Regions from separate parts of the Mus musculus genome. Here all the other regions are linked to region 7. Evidence: chromatin loops called from intact Hi-C (ENCODE). Cell type or tissue: left cerebral cortex. All regions are shown on one strand.

The links. Hi-C counts contacts between places; a loop is a spot of excess contacts. Peaks named below come from ENCODE experiments on the same cell type or tissue, not always from the same donor. Only the 100,000 strongest peaks of a DNase experiment are listed, where the experiment ranks them.
Region 1: it touches region 7 in a loop (6-fold over the local background); 23 of 42 quality-filtered maps call a loop at or near these places.
Region 2: a loop joins it to region 7, with 2.4 times the contacts of the local background. A loop is called at or near these places in 18 of 42 quality-filtered maps.
Region 3: it touches region 7 in a loop (2.5-fold over the local background); 5 of 42 quality-filtered maps call a loop at or near these places.
Region 4: it touches region 7 in a loop (8-fold over the local background); 6 of 42 quality-filtered maps call a loop at or near these places.
Region 5: it touches region 7 in a loop (3-fold over the local background); 4 of 42 quality-filtered maps call a loop at or near these places.
Region 6: a loop joins it to region 7, with 2.0 times the contacts of the local background. A loop is called at or near these places in 3 of 42 quality-filtered maps.

Annotation. Positions count from the first base shown.
Region 1 is chr15:58,972,275-58,976,274 of GRCm38, reverse strand. It overlaps Mtss1 (MTSS I-BAR domain containing 1), which reads left to right. Exons shown (of 15, transcript NM_144800.2): 4 at 3,715-3,799. Among named protein-coding and RNA genes, the nearest start is that of Gm41330, 20 kb to the left of the region's middle. In left cerebral cortex, CTCF peaks have their summits at 978 and 1,754 (motif pointing left); DNase peaks (open chromatin) are centred at 1,003 and 1,740; H3K27ac peaks cover 653 bases.
Region 2 is chr15:59,192,906-59,196,905 of GRCm38, reverse strand. No RefSeq gene overlaps it. Among named protein-coding and RNA genes, the nearest start is that of Gm36617, 51 kb to the left of the region's middle. In left cerebral cortex, a CTCF peak has its summit at 2,269; a DNase peak (open chromatin) is centred at 2,267.
Region 3 is chr15:59,023,221-59,027,220 of GRCm38, reverse strand. All of the region lies in intron 3 of Mtss1 (MTSS I-BAR domain containing 1), which reads left to right. Among named protein-coding and RNA genes, the nearest start is that of Gm41330, 31 kb to the right of the region's middle. In left cerebral cortex, a CTCF peak has its summit at 2,100; no DNase peak of the experiment used is centred here.
Region 4 is chr15:59,007,673-59,011,672 of GRCm38, reverse strand. All of the region lies in intron 3 of Mtss1 (MTSS I-BAR domain containing 1), which reads left to right. Among named protein-coding and RNA genes, the nearest start is that of Gm41330, 15 kb to the right of the region's middle. In left cerebral cortex, no CTCF peak of the experiment used is centred here; a DNase peak (open chromatin) is centred at 1,917.
Region 5 is chr15:59,312,794-59,316,793 of GRCm38, reverse strand. Sqle (squalene epoxidase) reads right to left here and starts at 1,702. Exons shown (of 11, transcript NM_009270.3): 1 at 665-1,702. The coding sequence starts at 949. In left cerebral cortex, a CTCF peak has its summit at 1,865; DNase peaks (open chromatin) are centred at 786 and 1,837; H3K4me3 peaks cover 2,643 bases; H3K27ac peaks cover 1,326 bases.
Region 6 is chr15:59,167,270-59,171,269 of GRCm38, reverse strand. No RefSeq gene overlaps it. Among named protein-coding and RNA genes, the nearest start is that of Gm36617, 77 kb to the left of the region's middle. In left cerebral cortex, no CTCF peak of the experiment used is centred here; a DNase peak (open chromatin) is centred at 1,804.
Region 7 is chr15:59,078,735-59,082,734 of GRCm38, reverse strand. Mtss1 (MTSS I-BAR domain containing 1) reads left to right here and starts at 709. Exons shown (of 15, transcript NM_144800.2): 1 at 709-1,279. The coding sequence starts at 1,208. In left cerebral cortex, no CTCF peak of the experiment used is centred here; DNase peaks (open chromatin) are centred at 996, 1,453, 2,046, 2,264 and 1 more place; H3K4me3 peaks cover 2,828 bases; H3K27ac peaks cover 2,342 bases.

The sequences.
Region 1 (4,000 bases), 110 kb after region 7:
GAGAATTTGAGTTTAAGTTCGTATGTGTGAGTGTGTGCCTTGGTCTGTTGTGGGTGTGGTGGCACTGCTTTTAATCCCCTCTAAGGATAAGGAGCTCATTGGTCAGCCTCCTGGTTCAGTGAAAGACCTTATGTCAAAAAATTAAAAAAAAATAATACAGAAAACAAATTGAGAAAGATGCAAGTCTCTTGTGTTCACACACGTATCCCTAAGGAATAAAGCAAACAAACAAACAAACAACCCAAATGAATTGTTGGTCCAGCCTCCAAATAACAAATATTCCCTCATTCAAGAAGTAAGGTCTTGTCCACCCTTGCAGGGTGGCCAGGTGTCTAAACCAGCCATGTGTAATGCCATAAATCCTCCCATTGTCAGGTTGGCCCTCTTCCAGATGTCTCCTCTGACTCTGTAGCTCCAGCCAGTTTCCTCCAATTCAAACCTGCTGAGGTCAGGAAAGCATCAGCTGTTGCTAAGCACTTAACAGAAAGGTCTGTTTTTAGGGTGACCCACACATGCCAGTATCAGCAACACTGGGTTATGGGGTCCATAGGGAATGTCCTCTGCCTCCTGCCCCTGTGCCAGTTACACAGATACTGCTGGTAGGAAGTTTTCTTAATGTCTTTTCATTTCCTGGCCTCTCTGTGGCTCCCTGTGCTGAGGCACAGTGGTGGGCACAGGCGTTACGTTCAGAAACTGCATGGAATCGGCCCATAGCTTGATTGCTTCTGTTAGGCACTGAAATAGTAGGACAGAAAAGATGGAAAAATGGAGCGCAGGGCCTGGCTGTCAGCACGGTCCTTTCCAACCCCTCATCTCTCCTCAAGGACACGGAAGTGGCAGTGGCGGTTGGCCCTGAGGAAGAGAGTCACACCACCTGGCTCTCTGCACTCCCATTTAGCACCTCGTAGACTTCTAGACTCAAGAACCAAACTCTCAGAGCCGGCTGAACAAACACCACCCCCTACAGTAGCTGTTAGATGAGGACTTCGGGCGTCCTCTGGGCCCTGCCGTCTTTTTAGTTGTCGACTATCTGAAGTATCACATAGCTGACTACAGCTGAATGCACATACCCGGACGATTCCTCCTGCTTCAGTGGCATTAACTAATCCTGTAACCTTGGGCAGGTTGTTTAAAGTACTTACTTCTCCCGTCTCCGAAATGGGCACCGCAGTGTTGTCAACACAACTGAGAATATTGTGAGGACTGACTGATTTAATATGTGAAAAGTACTTAGACGCTCTAAGCAGCACCCAAGTGACACATAATTCTATTTTTAAATAGCTGTATCCTATTCGGTTGGGTGTCTGTGCCCCACGGTTCATTTAACTAGATGATTATAATGGGATTTGTGAGGTGGTAAACATTTCCATCATTGTCCTCCCAGGTAAGGATTCGCCGTTTTTCTTCATTATTTCCTCAGATTAAGTTCTTAGTATATGAGTTGCTGGGTCCAGGAGAGGATGCTATTTTTAGGGCCTTTCTTGATAGCTGCTGATTTCCCCCCAGGAAAGCCTTAGTCTGCCTTCCTTGCAGCGGGGAATAAGCGGGCCAATATCCTGTGTAGTCACGTTATTAACTTTTAATCAAATGAAGGAGCAGGGAAAAGAGATCTTTTCCTGGGGGATAAAGCGGTCCTCATTCCTCACCTTTGTTCACAAGGAATAAAAAAAAAAAAAAAAAAAACACGCTAAAAACAGGCAGATAGGAAGACAGCTGGAGTATGTGAGAATAGCGCCCTCTCGTGGTAATCCCTGGGAAGGCACAAACACTTTGTAGAATGCCAGGTGGTTTTGTTTGTTTGTTTGTATTTTTGTCTGTTTTTTTTTTTTCCCCGGGGGTGCGGTAGGGTGGAGTGGGGATGGGTGACGGGTTGAATGTATCTGACACTGGACTTGAACTTGCTATATAGTTGAAGAAGACTGAATTTTTGACTCTCTAGCATCTATCTCTTGAGTGTGAGGAGTATAGGTGTGTGCTACTATGGTCGTTTCATGGCGCCCAAATGTGTCATAACATGCTAGGCAAGCACTTTCCTGACCGGCCTCCATCCTCAGCAACCCAAGGCACTAGTTAGATGTCAGACCAGCCTTGGGTTCACATTTGGGTTTTTTGCTGCAGCTTTTACAGCAACGGTTAGCAGGGAAGTGTAACTTTTATTCTTCTGGGAAAATCTGGAGGTAATTTTCAGTACTCAAGTCTGAGTATTGGATGGGGGTCCTGCTACTGACTCTGTGTGGGCCCAGACCTACATGTTGTTGACTGAATGGACTGGGTGAGCTCCCTGAAAATGTAGCCTCGTGTGTGTGTGTGTGTGTGTGTGTGTGTGTGAACAGTGTCTCACTATGTCTTCCTGGCAAGTCCAGAGCTTGCTGTGTAGACCAGGCTGGCCTGCAGCTCACAGGATCTGCTGCCCTCTGCCTCCAAAGTGGAAATGCTACCCATTCATTCATTCATTCATTCATTCAGATTTGGTTAGCCCCAGCTGGCTTTGAACTCACAGTGGCTGTGGTGGCTTTGAACCCCTTGCCTCTGCCTCCCGGGCTCTTTGAGTGAATGACTTGTGCCGCCGTGCTCAGCCGAACTATTACTACTTAGTAGTCACTACTTTACCGTCATTTGCTTGTCATGAGCTCAGAGCTTGCAGAATAAAATGGAAACCGAGGGGGGCTGAACCAACAGACAAACATTTCTGTAGAGAAGATAGAACAACATGTAGCATGTGTCATGTCATGGGTGTACACATATAATGTCATGGATTTTCATAAGAGTGGTTTCCCCTCCCTGGTGATTTGGTTAATTGTGTCTTAAGTTCCTGTGGCTTTCTCTTGCTGCCCAGAGAATAGTGTTTTATTTGACACTTACCCAGTTTCACAAGCTTTGCATGTGTGTTTTCCTAACATCATTGACTGTGCCTTCCAGGGTCCTTATGCAATTCTGATCTGAGGTTACAATCCATTCTCCACACATCCCAATAGATTCTGATTCAAGAATTTTTCCAGAAGTGGGGAGGGACAGAAGGCCTTAAAAACTAATCTGGGGAAGGGTGCGGTGCGCCCGAAGGGAAGGCATGCAGAGAATCTTGGGAAAATCAAAACATGCCTTAGCTCCCTCCCACACGTGTGGAACTCTAAGATCTAGGTCACCAGTGTCCAATGAGAAAATATACCATGACTTTATATTACCCTAGAATTGCACGGACCCTGAAATAATGAACCACAGTGGTCCTTAGCTCTTCCAAAACAGCTTTGAGGGTCGTTTGGGCAGATGGGGTGGGATGGGGTCAGGGATTTTTGGTCATCTTTCATGAACAATAATTGTGAGTGTGTGCGTGCATGTGTGCGTTAGACAAAATCTCCAGGAGTCCTTTTCCTCCACCATGTGTTGAATTCAGGTCACTGGCCTTGATTTCTGACTCACAACCAAAAGTACAAAATGAACGGGGACTCTCAGAATAGGAAACATTACATAGGACTGTAGTACACACACCACGTGACATCGTGTGTTTGCATATGCACACATGTGCAATGGGAAGTTCTGAAGGCAGCATCTCAGGTTGGCGACGTCACGTGAGTGTGCTTGGTCTTGGACTCGTGTGTTTGCATATGCACACATGTGCAATGGGAAGTTCTGAAGGCAGCATCTTAGGTTGGTGGCGTCACGTGAGTGTGCTTGGTTTGGGACTCCTGCTGATCTGGGCCTCCTTTGCTTTGCCAGGTGGTACCCGGGAGATCGGCTCAGCTCTCACCAGAATGTGCATGCGGCACCGGAGCATCGAGGCCAAGCTGAGGCAGTTCTCCAGGTGACGAGCATCCCCTGCCCTGTCCCAGAGGGTTAGGTTAGGGACGCGGTGATGTGGCATGCTCCCCTTTACAGCACCAGTCTCCCAGTAGTGTTTAAGCCCTTACAACCCATTCTTTCCCCTGCTGTTCAGTCAGCTGCTGTGTGCTAGGGATGGCTCCAGTACTGGGTCTCAGTGAAGAACTATTTATTAGTCCAGCCC
Region 2 (4,000 bases), 110 kb before region 7:
GGTGAGACATTCAGCTAGGTACCTGAGGAAGGTTTAAATCGGGAATTATGGGTGTGGGCAGAGTTAGGAAAGGCAGCAAGGACTCCCGAAGAGCATTGCCCAAGAGCAATGGACAAAAGCTGTAACTGCTTGTGGGGCTGAAGGGCAAGTGATGGAAACAGAGCTTGCTGGGAACTGTAGCCTTAGAAGAGACACAGCCAGCCCTGGCAAGCCAACAGAGACGGTACTAGAGGAATAACCACCGCCCTTACCTCACGCTCCTCCCATACCCCAGCTACTGATGCCTCCTGCTGACCAACTTAGTGGGCAGGGAGTTAGAGTTGGCAGCCAACACCTCAGTAGGGTAGGCAGGAGAGGCCAGCATGAAGCATCCATTGTGCCCACTATGATCCTGCGTTTATTTTCCAGTGGCAAATCAAACCATGTCTAACGCATGAATGAGCATCATCAACAGTATCTCTGGGTAGATGGATATGCAGCCAACTCCTCACCAGGGATGTAGGCAAAGCTATGCTGAGCAGATCTGAACATAAAAAACATCCTTGTGCACAGAAGATGCGCTTATTCTCATTTCTCTTTGACACACTTTAGAAACTGAGGCAGGAGCTAGAGATTTGCCTCATTCACATAGAAGCAATGTGACTTCACAGAATTTTTTTTTCCCTCACCAACGGACTGCTTTTAGAATCAAAATAGGAAAGAATAATGAACTCTTTAGTTTTGAAGAAAAAACAAACTTTTTCTTCTCCTGAAAGTCCCCTCACCCACATGGCTCTGAACAGGTGGGGGATGGCACTAAGGGACAAGGGTACCTCAGGTCCGGGGACAGAGTCTGGGAAAAGCCGGGATCATAGTTTAAGGGACAGTTGTGCACAGGGAAGAAGCCAGCAAGGACACAGGGAGAGGAGGAAATGAAGGCTTCAGAGAGGAGCAGAGAGGGAGACATTATTACACCATTACACTATTACAGTGGCTTCACAGCCGCTGCCTGGAAAGTTGGAAAGTTCTCTAGAGGCCTTCTGTGGAGAAGAAAGGCTTGCACGGTATCACAGCTGGGAAGGACGTCAGACAGAAGCTGGTGGGAGGCAATTGGCACCTATGCTTCTCAGGCGGGTAGGACCTGGGACGAGGTAGGCTCATTCAATACACACTTCTTTCTTGCTGGAAAATCAGGGAGGCGAGGACAAAATGCTTTGTTCGATTTTTGATATTCAACAAATATTTACTGAGGTATGGGTACACAGGAACTTCAACAAGATAATTTTCCTGTTTTCCAAGAAATCAGAAAGTGCCACGCACTTGAAGTCAGGTGATGGGTGAGTGAGGGCTTCTGGGAATTGCTTGGAATTTTGTCTCTTTTGCTGGAACATTCTCGTGTCCTCTGCTCTTGCATCCTCCCACCCCTCCACCCCATCCACTCAGTACTGCTGAAGTTAATGTGTTCTTCCCTCATCTGTGTCCCACAGCGCCCTTCCCACGCCTCTCTCAGACATGATCCCATGGCATAGAGCAAGAGTTTAGAGTTTCAGAGTCCCATGGGCTTGGTTTCTATGCCTCCTCTGCTCCTCCCTAACTTGGTATCTTTCCACCTCCTCACCTGAAGAATGGGAGCAACACTGCCTCCCCAGGGGTGCTGTGAGAATGGAGTCATCATCAGCATCCAAAGGGTAAGGCCCACAATGGAACACACTGGATGAGGAGGAAGAGTTGGATCAGCCAGAGGGAAGAGTACAGCAGATACCCACCCTCGGCCCAGGAGTGAGACATGTACTGGACAAGAGGCAGGAGGAGAGATGGAGCTATCAGAATACATTTCTGGAACTTTCTAATGGTGGGGCTATGGACAAGCTGCTGGCCTCTCTACACTTCAGTTGACATGGGAAAGAGAAGGATAAACAGGCCTCTTCTCACAGAGATACTGGCGAGGCTCTTCAGGGAGAGGGCAGAAAAATTTCAAGTCTACCAAGGAGCCGGTGGCTGCTGAGTCTCCCTTTGTCACTCCTGCCAGCAGCACCCCGTTTGGCTGGGTTGCTTTCCACGAGGTGAGCCACCTTGGAGCTTCACAATCTAGGATTTCCTGGATCTGGAGCCTAGGCCAGACAGAGGGTTGTCCTCCAGCGCACGAGGAGCCGGCTGTGCTGATTCCAGGGCCCTGCAGAGTGCCCATCTGCTGGGTCTGCCAAGGCCAGAGCAATGAGGTGGAGGCCAGGGAAAGTGTCCCGGTGTCTGAGCTGGATGCCAGGCTGGGCACGGACTTGCTGCTTGCCATGTTGTCCCCACAGGCGCCGCCAGGCTGGCCCTTTCCCTAGAGTAGCCACGGCCTTTGGCCTAGGTTGTCATGGAGACAGTCTTCCTCCGAGGCCCCGGCTTCAGTCTCTGGCTCTCAGCTTGTTCTTGACAGGGAGTCCTCCCCTCTTGACAGGGATTCCTCCCCACTTCCCCAGCTGATTTATTTCTCCCAATAGGCAGCCTCTTGCTTTCAGTCATTCATTCAGTCATTCATTTATTCTGAGGATAAACAAATATGGGGTGCCTCCTACAGGCCACACTCATGTCAGGTGACCAGATACAAAAGTCCCGACTCTGTGGAGACTATACTCTAGTTGGGAAGATAGACAACAGACAAGTAAGAAATACATATAACACAAGAACAATGATATAGAAGTGACATTTGAGCAGAGGCCGGCAGAGGCAAGCAGCCATATTGGTGTCTGGGAAAAGACCCTTCTGAGGGGGATGACAGTGGTGTGGAAACCTCACATCTGAAGGGGCTGCAAGGTCTGAGGAGCATAAGCAGCCGGGAGGGTCCAGTGCAGGGGACGAGGCCGTGCTGGTACTCAAGGCTTTGACACCCAGAGTTCTGAACAAAGCCAAAGAGACTGCATGTCATATTCAAAGATGTGGAGAGTGCTCCCACCGAAGGAGTCAAAGATGTGGAGAGTGCTCCCACCGAAGGAGTCAAAGATGTGGAGAGTGCTCCCACTGAAGGAGTCAAAGATGTGGAGAGTGCTCCCACTGAAGGAGTCAACAATATGGAGAGTGCTCTCACCAAAGGAATCAAAGATGTGGAGAATGCTCCTACCGAAGGAGCCAGGCCCGGAAAGGGGGTGCCACGATTCCACTTGAAAGTTTTAAGGAGTGCTGGGAAGAGGGATGAGGGAGTAGGCACGGATAAGGATAAACCGGAGCTTAGACAGAGCTTGTTGCTGTCATCCAAGACAAATGAGAATGGCTTGGAGCAGGGTGGCAAGCGGGTAGAACAAGCGATATGCTTGGCAGACACGGGCTGTGGAACCTCTCGCTGCTAAGCCGGAAGTGTAAGAAAATGCACTTTCTAAAGGATGACTCCAAGACTTTTAAGCCCAATCAAGTGGGGACGGTTCCTCCTGGGATGAGGAGGAGAAGGGAGGGGAAGGCATGTGGATAGGATTGAGAGCTGGGGCTGGCGAGATGGCTCGGCAGTAAGGCTGTTGCACGACCTAAGTTTGATCCCCAGGACCAACATGTTCTGTGGGGATCAGAAGACATCTTTTGAAAGTTGGTTCTTTCCTTCAACTTGTGCTGTGATATGTGCAAACTCCAACATCACATAACTAATACAGTAAATTCTTTTTTAAAAAATTCAGTCAAGTTTTAATGATGTTAAATTTAAGGTGCTAAATGGAGAAATGCTACACTGTAGCCCATAAATATGCACAATTCTGCATTCATTAAAAAGAAAAAAGAAAATTAAGTGGAAGGTTAAAGAGGATAGAAATACCCACATCTTAATAAAATACTCTGCTTTTAGATTTATTTTATTTTATGTGCATGTGTGTTTTGCTTCATTTATGTGCACCATGTGTACCTGTGGAGGCCAAAAGACAGAGTCAGATCCTATGGAAAAAAACTCTGGAGTTACAGATAGCTGCGAACAATATTGGGAACTAAGCCTGGATCCCCTGGAAGAGCAGGAAGTGGTCTTAACCACGGAGCCATCTCACCAGCCCCCCCCCCACAC
Region 3 (4,000 bases), 56 kb after region 7:
TAGCCTGTGCCTGCCGAAGTGTTCTTTTGCGAATGCTTGGAGCAAGATGCTGGTACCGTCTTCCTTCCTAGAGTGCAGGGATTTTCTTATGTTACAGCCATTTCTTTTTCTCTTACCAGTTCTGAATGAAGCCCTGGAGAGTAAACATTAGCTTTGTTTAGCCACACCGAGTCAGGAGATTTTTAGCTTGTGATCTAGGAAGGCCACTGCTTGCGTTGTGTTGTTGAGTCAATGACTTTGCATTGACAAAGACGCTGAGCCTTACTGGAAACCAACCAAGTAGCTCATTGTTTTTGAGTCCTTGTAAAACAAATAAAAACAAAACAAAATTACCTTGATTGTATTCCAGAGCCAGCTGTGAAGCATGTGCACTTCGGGTTTGGTCCAGTTTTGCAAACATTAAGAGCCCGACACTTCTGATTCACCCTTACTTGGCATCATTTGCAAGAGGGTGACACCTACGCAGTTTCTCAGGCTGTGCTTTCTACTAATTGTTTGTTTAATTAGAAAATGAGTAAGTATTTATAGAGAAAGTAGAACCCAAAGCTGTGGGGATGAAACCTTCTCTAATTGTGCAATCAGGATCTGCCGACTCCTGCACTTTTCATGTGTGTGTGTGTGTGTGTGTGTGTGTGTGTGTGTGTGTGTGTGTGTTGGGGGGGGCGGCAGGCCTTATTTTCCTGCTGCTGTTTACGGAGAGCCCCTCTCCCCACAACTAACATTTCTAGCAGAACAAAAGGAAATCCAGTGTCTGGAAGCTTCCTTGGCAACAAGGTTGCAAAGCCAGACACAAATTATCCATCTAAATCGGGAACTCTGTGTTCATTTGTCATTAGATGTGTGGGAAAGGGCCCGTGTGTCACAAACAGGGTCTCCTTCACATCTCAGGAATGGAGTGAGTCAAAGCTCCATAGATAAGCTTTGTGGAATTTGCTTGTGTTGGGTGGGATCCTGCAGAAAGAGCTAAGAATGGAGAGAGGTTATTTCGCCCCGGGTTTAGATGGTGGCTAGATACACTGAGACGGCCATCTTAGCATGCCTTCTTACACCTTCTCCTCTGTTTTCTGGTCACATCCAGTGGTATTGATTTTTCCATTCTCTTATCATCAAGCTGGTATGCTGTTAGACAGTGTCGGGATGTATGCAATGTCAGTCCTATGGGTCTGTTTGCCATTTGGAAACAAAATGGCCACTTAGTATATTTTTAGATGTCTGTGGTCATAAGAGGGAAAACTCATTTGCAAACACACAAAAGAGAAAGGGCAGTTTAAAAACTGGAGACAAGAGAGGCAGTTCCCGTGAGCTAAGCGTGGCTGGCTCGCTGATCTGATAGCATCCCCTGCCTCCAGCATCAATCTTCGTGAGCCATTTTTCCTGGTTGTGGGCTGGATTAAAGCATGTCTGATCAGATGGAATGTGTGGATTTTATTGTGTCTGTAAGAAAACAAAGGTGGACAGAAAGGCCGCCTCCCTTCTTGGTGGGGGTACACATGGCCACTTTCCTGAGGTGCCTCAGAGTCTCACCATCATCTTGGATTTAGACTCTAGCTGTGGAATGAATGTTTCAGAGACTGACCCCTAGCTCAGTGCTTTGCAGCCAGGCAACCTTGCGGATTATGGATGCCTAACCATCATTCCTCATTTGCATATCACCTTTTATTGTAGTAAAAATGTATATGACATGAAATTTACCGTTTGAACCATTTTCTAAGTAGACAACTAAATGGCATTAAATCCATTCGGGGGTCAGTGAGATGGCTCACAGGTTGAATGTTTGCGGGTTTTCCAAGGACCTGTTTGGCTCCTAGTACCCACCCACTCAGGTAGCTCACACCTGTCTGTAGTTCCAGCTCCAGGGGCTCTAGTGCCCGTGCCTACCCCCTGTGGGTGCACACGTACACAGATGCGTATGTATAAACTCACTAGCCAACACCAGCAAATCAAGGCTGTGTACCCATAAAACAGAAGCTCTCCAGGTCTTTAGCCCTCAAAGACCTGAGATTTAAACCAGGGATTTTCTGCTCTGTGTGCATCTTGTTTCAGTTCAAGGGCTTACTGCCATAAATGTTTAAGATACCTCCTGGAAGTCTGTTGTGTCCATTGCTACCATCTACCGGAATACGTTTTCTAGATGAGCCAAGGCTGGGTTAAGAGGGAGCATGGAGATGGGCCTCACAGTTCATCTGAACACTCACTGATGGATGATCTTGCTCTCCTCTTCCCGCTGTCACTCTTCCATGTTCTGTGACTACATCTGACCTGTCGCCCCACCTGAGTGTTTCTTACCAGTTGGCTTCAAGTCACACTGGGTCTTGGTTTCCCTCTGGTCTTTGTTCTGTTTTAGTCTCTTCCTGGACTTTTCCTTATTAGTATTCTTACAGAAATGTGTGTGACATCTTCACATATCTCCTCCTTGTCCCTTAGCCTCTCTCACAGAGAACCGAATGGAGGCTGCACCTTTACCTCAGCCTACAGTCTAAAGGCAAATTCCTCGAGAGGAGGGAGGGAACCGAGAGGAGGGGATGAAGGAATCTCCGTCTTCTCTTCCCAAATCCCAACCTGCTTCTAAAACGCGTTCTTTTCCTTTGCTAGATCCGGAAGGCGACTTCTGTCTTGGGCTCTGTTGAGTTTCCCTTCCTCCCACCCCTCCTTTATCTGATCCTCTGGGACTCCATGGTGCCCCTAACGGCCTGGACTTCTTTTCTGCAGTTGAGATCCAGCCATCTCCTTTCCTTTTTCATCCAGCTCTGTTAGGGGGGTGGCTTCTGCGCTGGCCAGCATCCTCCTCTCCTTTCTCTTCCTTCCTGTCCCTTCACCCCAGCCCCAGGACGGCCATGTTCTTCAATCCAAGTGGGCTTTGCTTAGGCCATTTCTGTTGTTGTTGTTGTTCTTTTCTTTCTCGCCTTCCTTTCCTAGTTTTTTTTTTTTTTTTTTCAGTGCCCTTTCCTGCCAGAATTAATTTTCCTCTGGTTGTACTTGTACTGTACATTATGAGAACATCTATTTAGCGTTTATAATCGAGCTGCGTGGAGTCCCTGAGAGCAATGCCTTCCATGTGTGATGAACATAGCTACATGTTCATTTATCTGGGCATTCCACATCATCATCATCACCGTCATCGTCATCCTCATTATTTTAGCTCTGGTGAGGTAGCTGTAGTACTTGGCCCGGATGATATGCCTGGGAGGACGATCCGATGCCTCAGGCTGAGCAGAGGATGACTACAAATAAGCAGGTTGTTAAAATGCAGTGGGAACATAATAGTAGCTTAGTTTGTTGAACATTTACTGTGTGCTAGGTGCTAATGAGCACAGCTCTAAAGGCTCATCATAAAAGCTCCTGAAAGCAGGTTCTTTTAGCTGATAGACAGAATAAGGGACGCACACACAGAGGCCCAGTAACTCTTGCTCAGAACACAGAACTGGTTTGTGGTAGAGCGGGACAGACTGTCCCTCCGAGGTGGGTCTGCACAGGCTGTATGTCCACCACCGTGTTTCATAAGATCAGCCTGGTAAGGCTGGAACCCAGGAGGTGTGTTCGTGTGTGTGTGTGTGTGTGTGTGTGTGTGTGTGAGAGAGAGAGAGAGAGAGAGAGAGAGAGAGAGAGAGCACGTGCGAGCGAGCGAGAGCGCGCCACAGGCAGCTTCCCAAGGAGGATGGTAAATGAAAGCGGACATAGCGACAGGCCAAGGTGTCCTGGAGGTTATGAGTTTTGAATAGAACTATGAATTAATGTCTGTAGAGATGGAAAAGGGGGACAAGGTAAGGTCTGTAAACTGGGGGTGGGGTGGGGGTAGAATTGGCCATCACAGAGTTACTGAACTGAGCATAGAAAGCTCTGGAGAATCCCAGAGACAGAGATGTCTTAGACATTCCAGATCTAGGTTTTGCTCATGACATTCATGACACAAGAGCCAACTCTCCCGGTGTCACCATTGGCATTAAGGGTAAGTGTCCCTGTCTGTCAAAATACTAGTTTCCTCAAATCACCTTTGTTATGC
Region 4 (4,000 bases), 71 kb after region 7:
AGCCTCAAAATCACATAGATCTGCCTTCATAGAAATCCCTTCTGATTTCTTTATTTTTACGTGTGTTATTTCTGTGTGTGTGTGTGTGTGTGTGTGTGTGTGTATGCGCGTGCATGGACATATGTGCCACAATGTGTGTGTCTGTGGTTCAGTGGACAAAAGAAAAAATTTGTAGAATTAGTTTTCTCTCTCTATTTAGTTATGGGTTCAAACTTGGGTCTCCAGGTTCATGGAGCAAGCACCTTTCCCGATGAGCCACACCCCACTGCCCGTCTGCTGATTTGTTTCTAGTTAGTCCATAGCATTCAGACGTCAAAGTCTGGCCCTGGAGGCTCATTTTGTGGCTTGATGTTCACCCATTAAAATTAAGGTCCCATCTGCCCCCATCCCCACCTGCTGTTCAAGGGACCCGAGCTAGGTAAATATTTAGACATTGATTTGCTATTGATGCAAAATAGTAATCTTCAGTGTAATTTCCCTTTTCCTTTTCAGTTAATGAGAAAGATTAATTATGTTTCTGTGATGCTAAATTAAGAATTGGGAATATGAAAGTCAGTCAGATGGTCCAGAACTTGAGCGGCAAGCCTGTTGGGATCCAATGGTCGAAAGTCTCCGGTGGAATGAAGGTGGTGTAAGCAAATTAAGTGGCACTTGTTTCTCAATAAGCTAGCTTTGTGCTGGGAGGTGGGGTGGAGGATGGAGCGCCCTCTCCCCCCAGCTGCCAGCTGATTTCAGGGACTTTGGGGCACCTAGCCCTTTCATCTGAGGCCAAGATGAAAGAAGATCAAGATAAGGTTGCCAGGGAAACGAAAACGCTACAGGATCCTGTGCTGTTCATGCATTTAAATGTGGTTTGAGGTTTGGGCAGCCTTTTGAATGCAAATGTTGGGACAAGGAAATGAACAATGCTCTCGTGCCAGGTCCTAAGGAAATGTCTGTGGGCTTAATGTAATGCCAGCTGCAGGCCTACGGGTGATGGAGTCTGTCCTCCCCTTGTATGTGGCAGAGCCCCTGATGGAAGGGAAGGGTGAGCTTCCACTTGGGTTTCTTGGAGGTGGACTGGAGAGCATCTGTCTGCATTTCCACTTCATGCCCATCCCATAAACATTTCTTCTGTAGCAATGGAGACTGAGCCCAAGGCCTCACACACGCCAGGCCAGGCTGTACCTACCAGAGGTCCCCCTTCCTCCTTTTGAAATGCGACCTTGCTATAAGTTGCCTTGAACTTGATCTGAGCCCAGGCTGGTCTTGGTCTTGCTTCTCCTCTTCCCTCAGCCTTTCCAGTAGCTGAAATTAGAAGCCTGCACCACTGGGTCTAGCCATACTTGTCAATTATAACTTTTTCTCTAATTTCAAAGTTAAACAAATCCATCATTACAAATTCCCAAGATACAAAACAATTATTCTTGGGTTGTTTAAAAAAACAGTTCACTTTCCTGTAGTTTCACTATCTGGAAGTACCAGCCACGACTTGGGTGTTTCCCTGTGTTTATATTACAAGCACGTACAATTTAGCTGTGTGAGTTTGTACTATTTTAGGAATATTGATAGCCACCTGGACCCCACAGTTAAGGGTGAAAATCATAGCTTTTATGTTTTTAGGTTTTTTTTTTTTTGGAAACATGGCTATGTGAAAGCTGGCCAGACTGGCCTTGAACTTACAGCCTTCCCGATTCAGCCTCTGGAGAGGTACAGTTTTAAATGATTGTGCTGTGACCAGTTTTCTATAGCTGCAGAAACCTTGGCTCACACGGCTGTGATGGTTGCTCAGCCGCTCTCCCACTCGTGGCTGTTGCTTCTTTCTAGGGCTCAGTATTCTTGCCATCCCTGTGCCTGTTTCCATCCCTCAGCTCCTGGCAGAATCAACTCCTCAGGTGGCATTTAAGTAGGAGACACAGCACGTTACAGACTGTAGCTCTAGGGCTGGTTTTTCCCAGGAAAGGTCTGACTGGGCACCCTCCTACCAAGTGTGGGAGGTGTCTCATTAACAGTAGGTGTTAAGCTTTTTTTTTTCCACGCTGCCATTTTTATAACTCAAAGATATGTCCCCTTCCCCCCGCCCCCAGTAGAGAAGACTAGAAAGAGCAGCTACTGTGGTTAGAGAGTTACTGCGTGTAGGATGTGTAAAGCTGTTAACGATCTGTAGTCCTCACAGCTATGAAATTGGAGCCTATGCTCCCATTTCCCAGATGAAGAAACAGAGGCTTTGAGGAAGCAGTCATGATTGACTGTTTTCATACGTTTTTTTGAAGAACACCCAAGACCCCAGTATTGGCTAAGGCTTGGAGGATTACTAGTTTAAGGCCAGCCTTGGCTACACAGGCCAATGCAGGCTTCATGTCTCTTTGTCACAAACCAACAAATCAGGATAGAAATGAGGCTATCTTTTTTTTCTCCCAAATATTAATTAATTAATTAATTAATTAATTAATTATATGTGAGTACACTGTAGCTGTCTTCAGACACTCCAGAAAAGGGCATCGGATTTCATTACGGATGGTTGTGAGCCACCATGTGGTTGCTGGGATTTGAACTCAGGACCTTTGGAAGAGCAGTGGGCTCTCTTAACCGCTGAGCCATCTCACCAGCCCGAAATGAGGCTATCTTAAGTGACACACCGGTTCAGATGGTCAGGGGCAGAGGGTTTGTCACCAGCTGGCGGCTTAACCATTTGAAGGTTGGTTGGTTGGACTGAAGGTGCGCTTTTGGGAGGAAGATAGGAATTCTGACCAAATTGGGCTGTCTGGCTCCTCTGTTTAAGAAGATATAGCTTCTCTGGTGGAGTATCATCTGCTCCTTTAGACCCGGGTGCGTCTTCTTAGCACCTCTCAGCTTTTGTAATCAGAAATGCACAGAGTAGGTGCAAGCTGTGTTTGCTGACCATGCCAGGAGGAACCACGGCACAGAAGCACCAACTCCGGGGTGGCCTCCTGCTGGCCTGCTCAGCCCCATTGCATCCTCACAGGCGTGCAATTCTGCACCTGCCTCAGTTCACCAAGTGCGGCTGCCAGTCTACATGGTTTTCCTCTTACCTCTCTGTGACTTGTTTATTGAAAACTGAAGGTAAAGATTCTGTCTTCCTACTGGGTTTAGTTTTCAGTTTTCTGTGTGTCTTAAGAAATAATCCACGCTTCAATTGCAGGGAGCACAGGAAGGAGGGGGAGGGGGGAAGGGTTGCCCTGCCAAGGAGCCAGTATTTTTGTTTAACGCCTGGGCTGAGGCTTGCTAAGTTCTCTCTGCTTGTCTCCCTTCTCTTTTGTCTTCACTTTGGTCTCTCTGGGCTCCATGGCAAAACTAGAGTTCATGCCTGTTGTGATCCTGATGGGGACAGAGTGACATACATAGTTCATGCCTTTCAGACAGGAAGGGCTCCTCCTGCTCCCCCACCCTCACCCCTCAGCCTCCTTGGCTGCTGTGGGCATAAGGCTTGTTTGTATAATAAAGTATGCATTTTCACATTCCTCCGAGGAATGCCCTCCCTGTTAACATCAGTGACTCCATGAGAATTATCCACAGCATGAGTCCAGGAGGTGAAGGTGTGGCTAATGTCTCAGCAAAATGGTAAACACTGAGACCTTCAGGACAGCCCTTAAGGCTGTGGGAAAGAACTCTAAATACATGAGTTCAATATATATATAATTTCTCAACTATGCAAAATGACTTCCTGTCTATTGAATGGGCTTCATGTTTAAACACTCGGGCTGTGTACTTTCTATACATTTTAATCTAATTCTTAGGCTATTTTAACTTACTATTATTGACAAAAGAAATGGGATCTTGGGACTTGAGAGGGCTGTGGTGATTTCAATTGTATTTGTCCTATCTCAGTCCCTTGGTTCTGCTTGCTCTAATACCACTTTGCTCTCTGGTGGACAAACCTCCTGCTTCCCCAGAAGGCTTACAGGTGGGTAGGTAGGAGGAGGGTGAATTGCTTTGAATTGCTGTACAGGGGCTACCAACCAAAGTGACTGCCCCTGTCCGAGAGGTCCACTGGAGCCAT
Region 5 (4,000 bases), 230 kb before region 7:
TCTTAAGGGAAAAGTTCACATATCCCTGGCTAGTAGGTCCTACGTGATCTGACTTGCCGCCCTGTTCCTCTCTCATCACCTACCACTGGCCCCATCATTCCCTCGAAGTAATTAATGGCACCACAAATATTTAAAGATCCAGTCTCTAACGTAAGCCTGTCATTCAGCTCTGACTCAACTTAGGAGCGGACTGCGCTGACTAATTGCTTCAATAGATAGTGGGGGACGGATTTCTGCCCAAAACTTTAAAGTGTTAGGCATCTTTATTGCTTTTCAAATTGCTGTCACTTTCCACTGTCTGCCATCACATTTATAAGTAGCCTTACCTGCCACACAAATTCTCCCTTGTCAGGAACAAAAATCATCCTTACCCAGGGATTTTAAATTAAAAGCCACAGTGAGTCTGTCTCCCAAATGAAATTCTAACATTTCCTACCAAAATCAACACCCAATCCCTGAGGTTCACACAACAAATGCTTTTCATCTTCCCTAAGAGCACAGCCACAACACAGTCCAGAACTTTAAGAAACGCAATCAAATGAGAACACTGACGCTTCTAAGCCACCACTTTCGTGACTTTTAAAGAAACCATAAACTTCAGTGACCTCGATCTGAAGTTTAAAATACGATCCCATTCATTTGCCCACTGTGGCATCAGGCATACCTTCTTGGACTCCAGCTGTTCTTTCTTTTCTGATTCAGGTGACTTGGCCCAGAAGAAGCCAATAAGAGGCAAAGCAGAGAGAATATCCGAGAAGGCAGCGAACTGGGCGCCGCTCTGATGGCGGCCAAGGAGGCCCCCGTGTCGATGGCGACAGCGGTAGGAGAGCACCAGGCCCAGCGACAGGAACACCAGCACGCACAGCAGGAGCTCCTTGTTGGCCAGGGTGACATCCCCGCATTTCTTATAAAAATAGGTGAAGGTAGCAATGCCAAGAAAAGTCCACATGGCTCAAAAGGCTTCTTTGGTGGCACCAGCCAAGGCTGAGGATTTTGTGTTTTGGGGGTCTCTTGGGGGGGTCTTTTTTCCTCGGAAGGTCTTCAGTGATTAAAATGTCCCCAAAATGTAGTTCTCAAAGGGGTTCGGGGCAACCGGTCGAACTTCTTCCAATAAATAGTTTCAGGATCACGAGTCAGATGTGATCAATTTTTGAAATCATTGAGAGTGCAAATGTATCTTAAGTTGTCCAGATCTTAAAAGGCAGCATTTAAAGCCTGCCTACCCCAACGGCTCCTGATTACACACTTCTTCATTCAGCCAACTGATGGACACGGGCCTCTCTATTGGGCTGAGGGGTGCGAATGTGGCTGTATACTTCGATGTCCGCTCGCCTGGCTGTAAACGGTCTTTTGTCACCAGCAGCAGGTGCTCGGTAGGAAGGAGTCGGGAGCGTAGAAGGATCTGGGTGCTGGGAAAGCTGCCCTTAGCAACACTGCCCCGGCAGCCTTCTCCAACAAAAGATGGCCACGGCGTCCCGAAGCGCGGCGGCAGCCTGGCAGCTCAGCCCTCCCTTGGAGATTCCTCCTCAAGCAAGCCCCGAAGTCACGGCCGGGAACCTGTCCGACCGACACTTGCCTTCCTCGAGAGTGAATGGCTGTCTCGGATGAGCGTCCTTCAGAGCGAGGCGAAGGCTCCTGCCCGCCGGGTCCCCAGCATCCCTCGCGGACAGTAACCAGAGTAACCGCTGCGCGCCCCGCTCGCAACCCGGCCCCACGCGCTTCAGCCGCCCGGCGGGCTCGGCCCAGCCCAGGGACCGGGAGGCGGGGCTCCGGCCCGGCACCGCCCCTTGAGCGGACCCCGCCTCCCACGCCGTCCGAACCAATGAGAGCGCGCACCGCGCGGTAGGCTGAGATGGCGCTATAGAGCGTTTGTCCAATGGCGGGCGGCGCACTCCGCGCGGCGCCAGTCGCAGAGGCGCTAGGGCGATGTTGCGTGGTGCGGGGCGGGTGCGTGGGGTGGGCGCGGGGCCGGTGGGTGAATGGGGCGGTGCCCGCTCGGCCTGGCCGCCGCGGGGTCCTCAGGCCCCACCTGCGGAGGGTGGAGCTCGCTCTGGAGGAACTCTTGGTGGCTCCTGGTGGCTCAAACGCAAGAGAGCTACAGGAGTCATCCGGGCGGACTGGATGATCACGGGCTAGAAAGGCGAGGAGGACGTGACACGCCGGCGAACCTGCCATAATTAGTGGACGAGGACTAAAGAAAATGAGAGAAGTCAGTAGGTGGAGATGGATCACGCCTTTAATCCCAGAACTCGGGATGCAAGAGGATCTCTGTGAGTTTGAGGCCAGCTTGATCTGCATAGCGTGTTCCAGACCAGTCAGAGATACACAGTGAAATCCTTCTCGGGTTAAAGAAAGAATGAGAAAGGAAAAAAAAAAAAAATGTCCTAATCAACAGCAATCCCAAAACTGTTTAATAAGATCATTTTATGTTTTAAGCACTATGCCAGAGCGTTGCAAACATTCATTCAACCCTTACAGCAGTCTTGCAAGAATGGCATTACCTTTCTGTTACAGAAGTAACCGAGCAGTTTATCTGCCGTCGTTCATGAGACTAACAACATCATTTTATACTATCCACAGCTACTGTCATGTAACCGAATTTCAGACTCGACAGTACCATTTAATTATCAAGCTTTCGTTGAGTTCTTAGTTATCTATGGTTTAGGTCTCACCCTAAACACTTCTCAGATATCTTTATTAGTTTCTGCGATTTTTTTTTAAGTCATTCAAACAGGTACAGTTGTTTAACCCGTTTATCCTTTAATAATGAAAGAAGTAAGTCTCACAGAACTGTATCCTACCAACCCTTTGCAGCAGGCACAGCCAACTCTATCTAGCTCCACATTTCTTCCTTCCTTTCGATTTGTTTACTTATGTATTTTGTCTACATGTATGGCTGCACTTTAGAAGAAGGCACTGGATCCCATGGGACTACAGTAACAGTTGTAAGCAGCCATTCGAGCACTAGGACTTGAACTGTGGACCTCTCATAGAAGCCATTGCTCTTAACAGCTGAGTCATCTCTCTGGCCCTAACACCACATTCCTAATGAGGGTCTCTCCATGTTCCTAAGTCCAACCAACAATAAGCTGAAATTCTAGGCAACTTAAATGAGTCTTAACCTTGCCAAATGTCTCCCACCTTTGGGCACTAGTAGGAGAAAATGAGATGTATCTAATACTCTCAAAAAGCAGCATTTGCACAGAACATAGGATGAGATCTTGGTGGTCAGTTCCACATGTCAGGCATACAAAGAGGCAAACTAAAACTGTCACTCCTGAAGCTAAGGAATTGTGTCCGAAGGTAAAACACGGAATTAACTCAGGGAAAAGACTGTCCACATTGAAAAACAGAACTCAGGATCCTTCTTGTTATTCTGATTTTGGCCAAGACAATGCAACCATTACTAGATAATCCACTTAATCGGACATAGATTAGAACATAACAGTCATTGATTATCAATCGCATGACTCAATGCTTTAAAGCTCTATCCCACTTCCACACTATTTTAATTCTTTTGGGCAAACAAAACATCAGGCTACAGTCACAGTATTGGGAAGTATCTATGAGCCTGTCAGGAATGGTGCTCTAGAAAGAACTTGAATGACAAAATAGCCACTATTCAAATGCTGCTCTTCAGAACCCAACAAGTAGCTGGTGCAACAAAGGGAATGGGTCTGAAGATTCATCTTGTCTGAGTCAGTATTTGACATGTATGATTTGAGCCTGTAGTACAGGCACAGCGGTTCTACATGCTACGAACAATTTTAGTGAGTGAAGTGTTTAAAATGAATCTTCCTTTTTAGACACAGAAAACATTCAAGAAATCACAGTATTTGCTTAAAAGTATGCTTTCCTTGGGTAAACCCACAAAACCAGTAAGGATCTATCTTCATTTGCTAAAACAAAATATGGTAATTCAATTGCAACCATAATTCCCAATTTCATGTCTTTTTGTTTAGTCATGAGTACTCTATATTTTCCTTTGAAGCTATTCTTA
Region 6 (4,000 bases), 89 kb before region 7:
CTCACTGAAAACCTCGTGTCCTTCTCAGGGCCTTTCCTTTAGTGCAGAGCTTGAATTCCCCCCCCCCCCCCCGTGTGTGTGGAGACTGTCGGATTTTGGATTAGATCCTTAGACTCTCAGTGACCACTTTCTTGAGGACTTTTCTGACAGTTCCTGATAAGTGACAAATGCCTTACGGGAAATGGGATATAAAATTCCAGATTCACTTCTCTGTCTTTCCCCTGTGTTTATTGCTGGCTTCATAAGTCCTGGTTACTTTGTTTCTTCCTAATCCCCTCAAAGAGCAAGATTTGCTTTCAGCTAGGTAGCTGGGCTCCTCATTTCATTTGTGGTCTAGCGTTTCAGGTTATTCTTGATAGCAAAGTCAGTATGTAACAGATAGACGTCCAGCCCCTTCCACACATTTTTGACTAGCAAGTTTCTATTTCGCCATTTAGATGTAGGTGCCTCTTCTGCAGAAGACCTGCCTTTAATATGGTTGGACTCTCTCCTGATCTCTTGGTTCCTCTACAGTCCCATAACACCCTTGTGTACTTTTTACACAGCAGGAAAGCCACTGTTCATAATCTCTCTCTCTCTCTCTCTCTCTCTCTCTCTCTCACACACACACACACACACACACACACAAATACACATCCAGTCCCTAAACACATACACATATACACAACACACAAACTAAACCACGAAGTTCTTGAAGCCCGAGGCTAGGGTTGTTCATTTCAGAAATTTCCAAGCCAGCACAACACTCTGGCTAAACAAACACATGCATTAGTAAGAACTCAGCTTGCTCTACATGACTGCTCAGCAAAGGACAAAATATCTGCAAATCCTTAAGATTTTTCTTTTTATTCTGACCCTAGAAAATGACCAGCAAGATATGCAACCCCCCTCATAAGCCTCATCCCAGTCTCCTAACAGTTCTCCCAAGGACCTTAAGAACAAGGCCACTAAAGCTCAGATGCTGAGCCCTGTGCCTCCTGAGCAGATAGTGTGTCCTCTTCCATCTTCCGTCCCTCACATGGAGCAGAAGGACCTAACATCTACCCTCCTGGATTGGCCTGAGTCTACCTCATGGTGGAACATAAACTCTGATGATCGATACCACAGCTTGGGATTCTTGCTCAGTGACTCTGGGTTGGTTTAGTCATTAAACTTTCTTGTGTTGGTAAGTAATAACATTCCTAAAGCCATAAGGCAGGCCAGGGGAGCTAGCTCAGTCAGAAAAGTGCTGCCACACAGCACAGAACCCCAGGACCCACAAGGAAAAGGCAGAGGATGGCATGGCATGGTAGAAGGCACCCATCATAATCCCAACGTGAAGAAAGCAGAGACAGACAAGCGTCCTTGTGACTCACTGGCCATCCAGCCTGCAGAGCTAAGTCCAGACAGCAAGAGAACCTGCCTCAGAGAAGTACAAAGGGTGACTTCTGAGGAATGAGACCTAGTTCCCACACACATGCACACACACACATGTACCTGCATGAACCCATGCATGTACACACACATGAACCTAAATGCGTAGACACACACACATGCTAAGCATGCAAAGTCATAAGGTGGTGGTTAGTAGCCCTTACTGTGCTAAGAGGATCTAGAGAGACAATACACACAACCCGTAAGAAGCTGGGTTGGGACCCTGGTGATGCGCTAACACTGTGATTAATTCTTACCCTCTAGGGAGAAGTGGCTACAGCCCTGAAGCCTCTCGGGAGTTACCAAATGGCACGCGGAGCGCTACAAGATGAACATCCAACCTTTTGCTGTCAGTTTCTTTAGCGTGAAGAGACGCTTCCAGCTGGAACATGCAGCAAGAATGACTCACTGAAATGTTCAGTAAAAACCGAGCCTTTCCCTTGGTTCCTGAAACCTACAAAGCACGCTTCCCCCACCACAGACATGGGCCAGACACAGCTGAGGAAAAAAGAAAGGTCCAGGCTGTGTTGATGACCTCTGTCCTAGCTCAGGAGACTCCATTCTGGGGACTAAGACAGGCTCTGAGTGGATCGTAGAAGACAGAGGCTGTGAGACTGTACACTCTTGTAACCTGGTCTTTAGCGGGACCAGACGGGACATGGAAATGAAGTTCTAAAAGGGTTCTCACACTCCACAGACTAAACAGACAATGACAAGGATGAGGTAGCAAATGGGTATCATCCCAGAACCAGGGGCCCTAGCCTAGGTACATGCTACCGAGAAACAGAGGTGCCAGCTGCATGCAGAGTTGAGGGAGTCCGGACCCAGCAAGTATGAACAGGACATGGCATGTTGAGGTTCTGTCCAGAAGCCAAGAGCTGGTTTGAGACCCAGTAACAGGGTCAGAGCTAGAACTGAGTGGCCAGAAGGAAACACTAAAATGACTTGCTGAGAGGCCACTGGACAGAATATCTCCAAGTGCTTGTCAAGATGCAGATGACCAGGCCCCACTACCCTCCCTCCTGAGAGTCTGAGTATAGCAATCTAAATGGGCTGTAAAAGTCTGTGTTGTTAGTCACAGCCCAACAATTCTTTGTAGGAGTGTCCTCGGCCCCCAACGCTTGATCATAATCACTGGAAAGAAAAACAAAAAGACAAAACCAAACACTCTTTATGTATTCTTAGAGCTCTTAGTTCGCTGGGTGCCTTTGTATGAGTTTCTAAAAGGAGCCCCCTAGGGAGCCAGATTAATTCAATTAAAAAATACCCATTCCTCCAGTAAGTCTGAGTCCTGGGGCCCAGAGCAGGGTGGGTGTCAGTCACTTCTGTACCCTCTGTTTGAAGGCCTTGAGGGATCTGAAGTACAAGGGCAGAGACTGGCCAGCACTTACAGTCTGCTGGGAATGTGGATTTGGAAGGAGGAGCCCGAGGTGAGAGTTCATGTTCTAGAGCCTATTAGTACCGATCTGTGGCCGTGTCTCTTCGCATGACCAGTCAGAAACTTCTCAAGTCTTCCCCATGCACAGCAACTCCACCCAGGAGACAGAATTGTGCTATTAAATGCCAGTGAGTCATGATCAGAGAGCCAGGGCAGCACCTCACCACTTGTCAAAGACTTTGGTAATCAGTCGTGGTCTCCAATGACCACAGGAAGGTGGCCACTCTGGGTCCACCCCATCCCCATGGCCTTAGTACTGGGAGGAATGTTCTAATGAAAGCAAACACAAGTGACATTCTTCTATGCACAAACATAATTAGCAGACAGGCGCAAAGCACAGCTGCTCCTCCCGGCACAGAGATGTCCCTGCTGTCTATCTTTTGCCATTTCACTTTGAGTCTTGCCAGAAAGATGTGTCCAAACACATAGGGCTTGATTCAGACACACCAGAAACGGTAGAAGGACAACCAGAGTCCAGGAAGCATAGAAAGGTGGACTACTTCCACCCAACTAGGAGAAAGCAAGTCCTAGCTACTGACACGGCCGTAGTGCTTCATCTGTCTTTACTGAAAGGTTTGTGGACAAGATATCCCCATATTAGAATTAAGTTGCTCAGGGAAACATAACTCAATCCTTTTGTGCTGCTGTCAGGAGTACCAAGGCTAGACACTTATAAATGGCAAATTTGTACTGTTCCTGGCTCGAGAGGCTAGAAATCTAAGCTCAGATCTTAAGTCTTAGCAGTAGAGGACAGATTCCTTCTGGCCCACAGATCTTTGTCATGCTCTATCCTCACAGGGCAAAGCTGGGCTCTCCGGAGGGTCTTTTGTTTGTTTGATACTGGCCCTGAAATTGTTATTTTAGTTACCGTTATGGCAAGAAGCAACCTAAGAGGCTAGAGAGATGGCTCCGTGATTAAGGGCACTTCCTCTATAGGTATACACACACACACAAATACATAAACAGTGAACTAAGTTTTAAATGAAGCAACTTTTAAAAGGAAAGCATCTGCTTCAGCTAAGAGATGGCGGGAACAGAGTTCACCTTGGCAGGAGGTGTGGTGGGCAACATCTGGTGGCAGGACTGTGTGGCAGCTTGTTCACATCTTGGCTGACCACGAAGCAGAGAGAACTTGATCAGGAACCATAT
Region 7 (4,000 bases):
AACCATCAGCATTCCAGCCATATGCAGCCAACGATCTGTACAGACAGATGGGCAAGTGATTAGGAACCCTGATGCCCTTTGCGTTCGCTCAGCCTCAGCAGATCAATCTAGCGCCCTGCAACTTTCTGGAACTCAGCATCCCACCGCAGGATACTCTTCCCAGACTCTCCCTAATCTTGTAGCTGGCTCCCTGCAGCCGTGACTCGGGCGTTGCAGTCCTGACATCATCGAAGAGGCCTCTTCTCCAGAGGCTGCAGCAGCGACAGCAGTAACAGCTTTCCCGCCTCACTGGTCGCTCACCAGGTGCGGGGCGCAGCGCTCAACGTGCCGACCTTGCAGGTCCCTCGAGGGGCGGGGCCGGAGGTGCAGCGCGGCTTCCCTGCACGCTAGCTGCCATTGTGGGCGGCTGGGCGCTCACTCGCCCTCTCCACTCAGAGACCCTCGCCGCACGAGGCGCTCTGAACGTCCGGGAGACGCACACCGGGCTCGCCTACCCTCCCGCCAGCTCCTCCTTGCAGCAGGCGCTCTGCACGCCTCTCAGCCAGCGCGCGCTCCCAGCCCCGCCCTCGGGCGGCTCACGCACGAGCCGCGGGCGCGCGCCTCCCCCGCGCTCCCGCGCCAGACGGTCGCGAGCGCGCGTGCGCTCCTCGCAACATCCCCGGGAGCACCGCCAGAGCGAGCGCGGGGCCGGGCGCACAGGAGTAAAAAGGAGGCGGCGGCCGCGTCTGCGAGCAACAGATCCGGGCGACGCGAGCTGACCTCGTCTGCTGCTGCCCTTTTTCGTTCTCTCTTTCTTTATTTTGGAGTTTCAGAAAAAAATTATATTTGGAAGACATTTTTTTTTTTTTCGTAAATGGCGCTGGCCCCGGGTCAGCGGGCGGTTTTCTCTGCACCAAGATGGGCTTCGCCTTTTCCGTCGTGGGCACTCTTGGTGGCTTGATTGTCAGTCTTCTCCGGGCATTTTTGAGACCAGGAGCCGAGCACTGCACATAGGTGACTCGCCCTCCGGAGCGGCTGGGCGTCTTGGATTGGGACTTGGGGGGGCAGAGTGCAGTAAATTGCGAGCACCGCGTGCTCTCTGCAAAACCGGCGGCGAGCCGGAGGTAGGTCGCTCCCAGGGTGAAACCGCTCCCGGGCTGAGCGAGCCCGGCCCCGTGCGCAGTGCAGCCGCCCCGAGAGCGTGTCCTGTCCCCGCCGCGCCGGGAAAATGGAGGCTGTGATCGAGAAGGAATGCAGCGCGCTTGGAGGCCTCTTCCAGACCATCATCAGCGACATGAAGGTAGGACGCTGGGGGCGCGGCTGCTCTGACCTCGCCGCGGGGCTTCCCCTCCACCGCGGCCGGCCTGGCCCTCGCCGGCGCTGCCGGCCACCTGCGGGAGCTCTGGCGACCCGGGTGTCACCTTCTTACCCGCCGCACTGCTCCGGCTGTGCTGGGTCACTGGGCAGGCGACTTCCCGGGGGCTAGTGGGGGAGAGTCTGATGCCACTTACCAACCCCTGCATTCATAATCCCAGGGGGCGACACCATCTTGTTCCTTTGGGGGTTTAGGGCCCTAGTTCCAAGTTTTCCATTGTCTGTCCCTGGACTGAGTGTCTGCGACCCGTGGAGGATGGACGCCCTGGAGGACACCTGACTCCCTGGGTTTGGGGTGGAGTGCTTGGCGCGGTGGTGGAGCGGTAGTGGGGGCCCCTGCTTGGCTGCAGGAAAGAGTCTTCCGGCCTGGGAGATTGGGTGGCAGGGTTGTTACAAGCTTGGCTTTCAGGTCTACCTGGAGTAGGGGAATCTGAGCAAATTAGTTATTAATTAGTCTGTTCCAGAGCTGCTGATGGTGTTCCTTGCATTCCCCATACCCTCCCCCGGGGCTTGGCGCAGAAGTTCCCAGGGACCCCGAGCCTGAGAGGCTCACAACAGGAAGGCAAGGTTGAGGTTTCCAAAACTACTATACCCAGCTCTCTCAAACACACATCCACACCCCACTCTTCTCTGGGAAGGATTGTGTGTGCGTGTGAGTGCGCGCGAGTGTGTTGGGGGCGGGGAACAACCCTAGCCTTTTCCTGCAAAGGGTGGGACTGGAGATAACCTGATCCTCGATTGTGGGTTTTCTGGTGCTCAGAGGTACACCGTGACTTAGGTTACCCACCCTAATAAGATAGAAGCAGTTCCAGGAGCTGCCTGGAAGTGGGAATTGGGGGCGGTAGTGGGGGGCATTTTTTTCCAGTGTATTTAGGGAGCTTCTCTTTGGCTCGAGGCCAGCCCCAGTCTGCCTCAACAGATCCGGGGAGGTGGTGTTTAATTAAGCGCTCGGCTTCCAAAAGAGTGGGCAGGTTTGGAAAGCTGTGTTGGCGAGTGGGTGTGGACAGCCCCTCTTCAGCCGCTGCCTGGCGCCTGGGGAAGCTTTTGTCTGATGAAGTGTAAGGTTTGGAGAGGCCGTGGGCCTTCGCCATGGACTTTGGGGAGGAATGTTCAGCTGTCATGCCTGCCTCCTCCTTTTAGAACCAACTGTCACCTCATCTAGTGTGAACTTTGCCAAGGTGCCTGGTTGGTCCCCCTCAGGTCCATTTTGCAAGCCTACCAAGCTCGTGCCTTTTGTCAGAAATCCTTGTAGCCTAATCTGTAGCCAGAGCCTGCTCGCCCAGGAATGCCTCTAATCCAGTGGTTTGGAATTAGATGGATTAGTCTCTTCAAAGACAGCCCCTTTCATTCCTTTGCCCTCAATCCACATTGAATTATCGAAGTGTTCTTTTGAACAAAGATTGATGCCCCTGCTTGGACTCTGGTGTTTATTGTTAACTTAAATTTCACCCACTTTACTAGAGTCAAAACAAGATTTGGTTTGAGGCACACACACTGTATGTTGTGATGTGCAGAGGAGTTTTTTTTTTTTTTTTTTGAGGAGGTAATGATGTTTCCAGTCCCTGAATAGAAATGAGGAATCCAGGGATCTAAACCGATCCCTGACTTCAGCCCCAGAGTAATCACACCTGGAGTTTTCTCTACCTTTGATGATGATGACGACTACGACTATGACTGTTGTTATTTTAATCCAAAATCAGGGCTCAGTTCTTTTCAGTAGGTGGTTTGAACCCAAAGCCCTTCAGAAGGTAATCCTTCCCCAAGGATGGGGTTGTGCCACCTTCCACCCACCAGCTGGATGCCTGGTGTAGGCCCTGCCTAGACATTTGTAGGTGGAAGACCTCTTACACACCGCTCTAGTCTCTTTCTCTTTGAGTTTGGTAGATTTTTTTCCCCACTTGACAGTAGAATATTTCAGACTGGAGGCACAGCAGAAAACTACATTGTGCTTTGGATTCTGATTTTAGGCCCTTTGGGGGAAGAGAGGGATCGGGGAGAGAGAGCATGCAGGTTGTCTGATTTCTAAGGTTGTTTTATGCGAAAGGGAACTGCTAAATATTTACATGGAGTTTTCTTCCTTAGAAGCCTTCTTTTATGGAGTGGCCAGCGATGACACTTCAAAAGAGAAGTGACAAGATTAAATTGGGCTTTTTAGGACAGACAGCATAGGATATATGGATATGTGGCGTTGTCGGCAAGAAAGTCAGTCATTGTGGTGACCTCCTTGTCCTTCCCATCTTTAAACTCGTGACCAGCTTATCATATTTTTGGTTCCCTTTCTGTTTGCTTTTAGGGAGAAGCCATTTGGATTGTCATCATGGTACCATTTTTAGGGCTTTTTTTTTTTTTTTTTTTTTTTTTAAAGTGATGTTAAATTGGGGTGAGAAAAAGGCTAAGAACTTTTTTTTTTCTGAATAGCTTTTGAGACTTCATAATGTACAGCAACACAGGAAGGGAGTCAGTTTCCTCTTTGGAGAAAAATAAAAAGATAACAAGAGAGTGGAATAGTTTCCACGCCTGTGCCATCCATCTTTCTTCTGAGGCAAAGACCCTCGAGACACAGCAAAGCCCCGGAGAGGTTTCTCTGCTTCCTGCAAAGGTTCTCGGTGGGACTGAGTCCTGGGCTGTCAGGGCCTGTGTTTCTTTC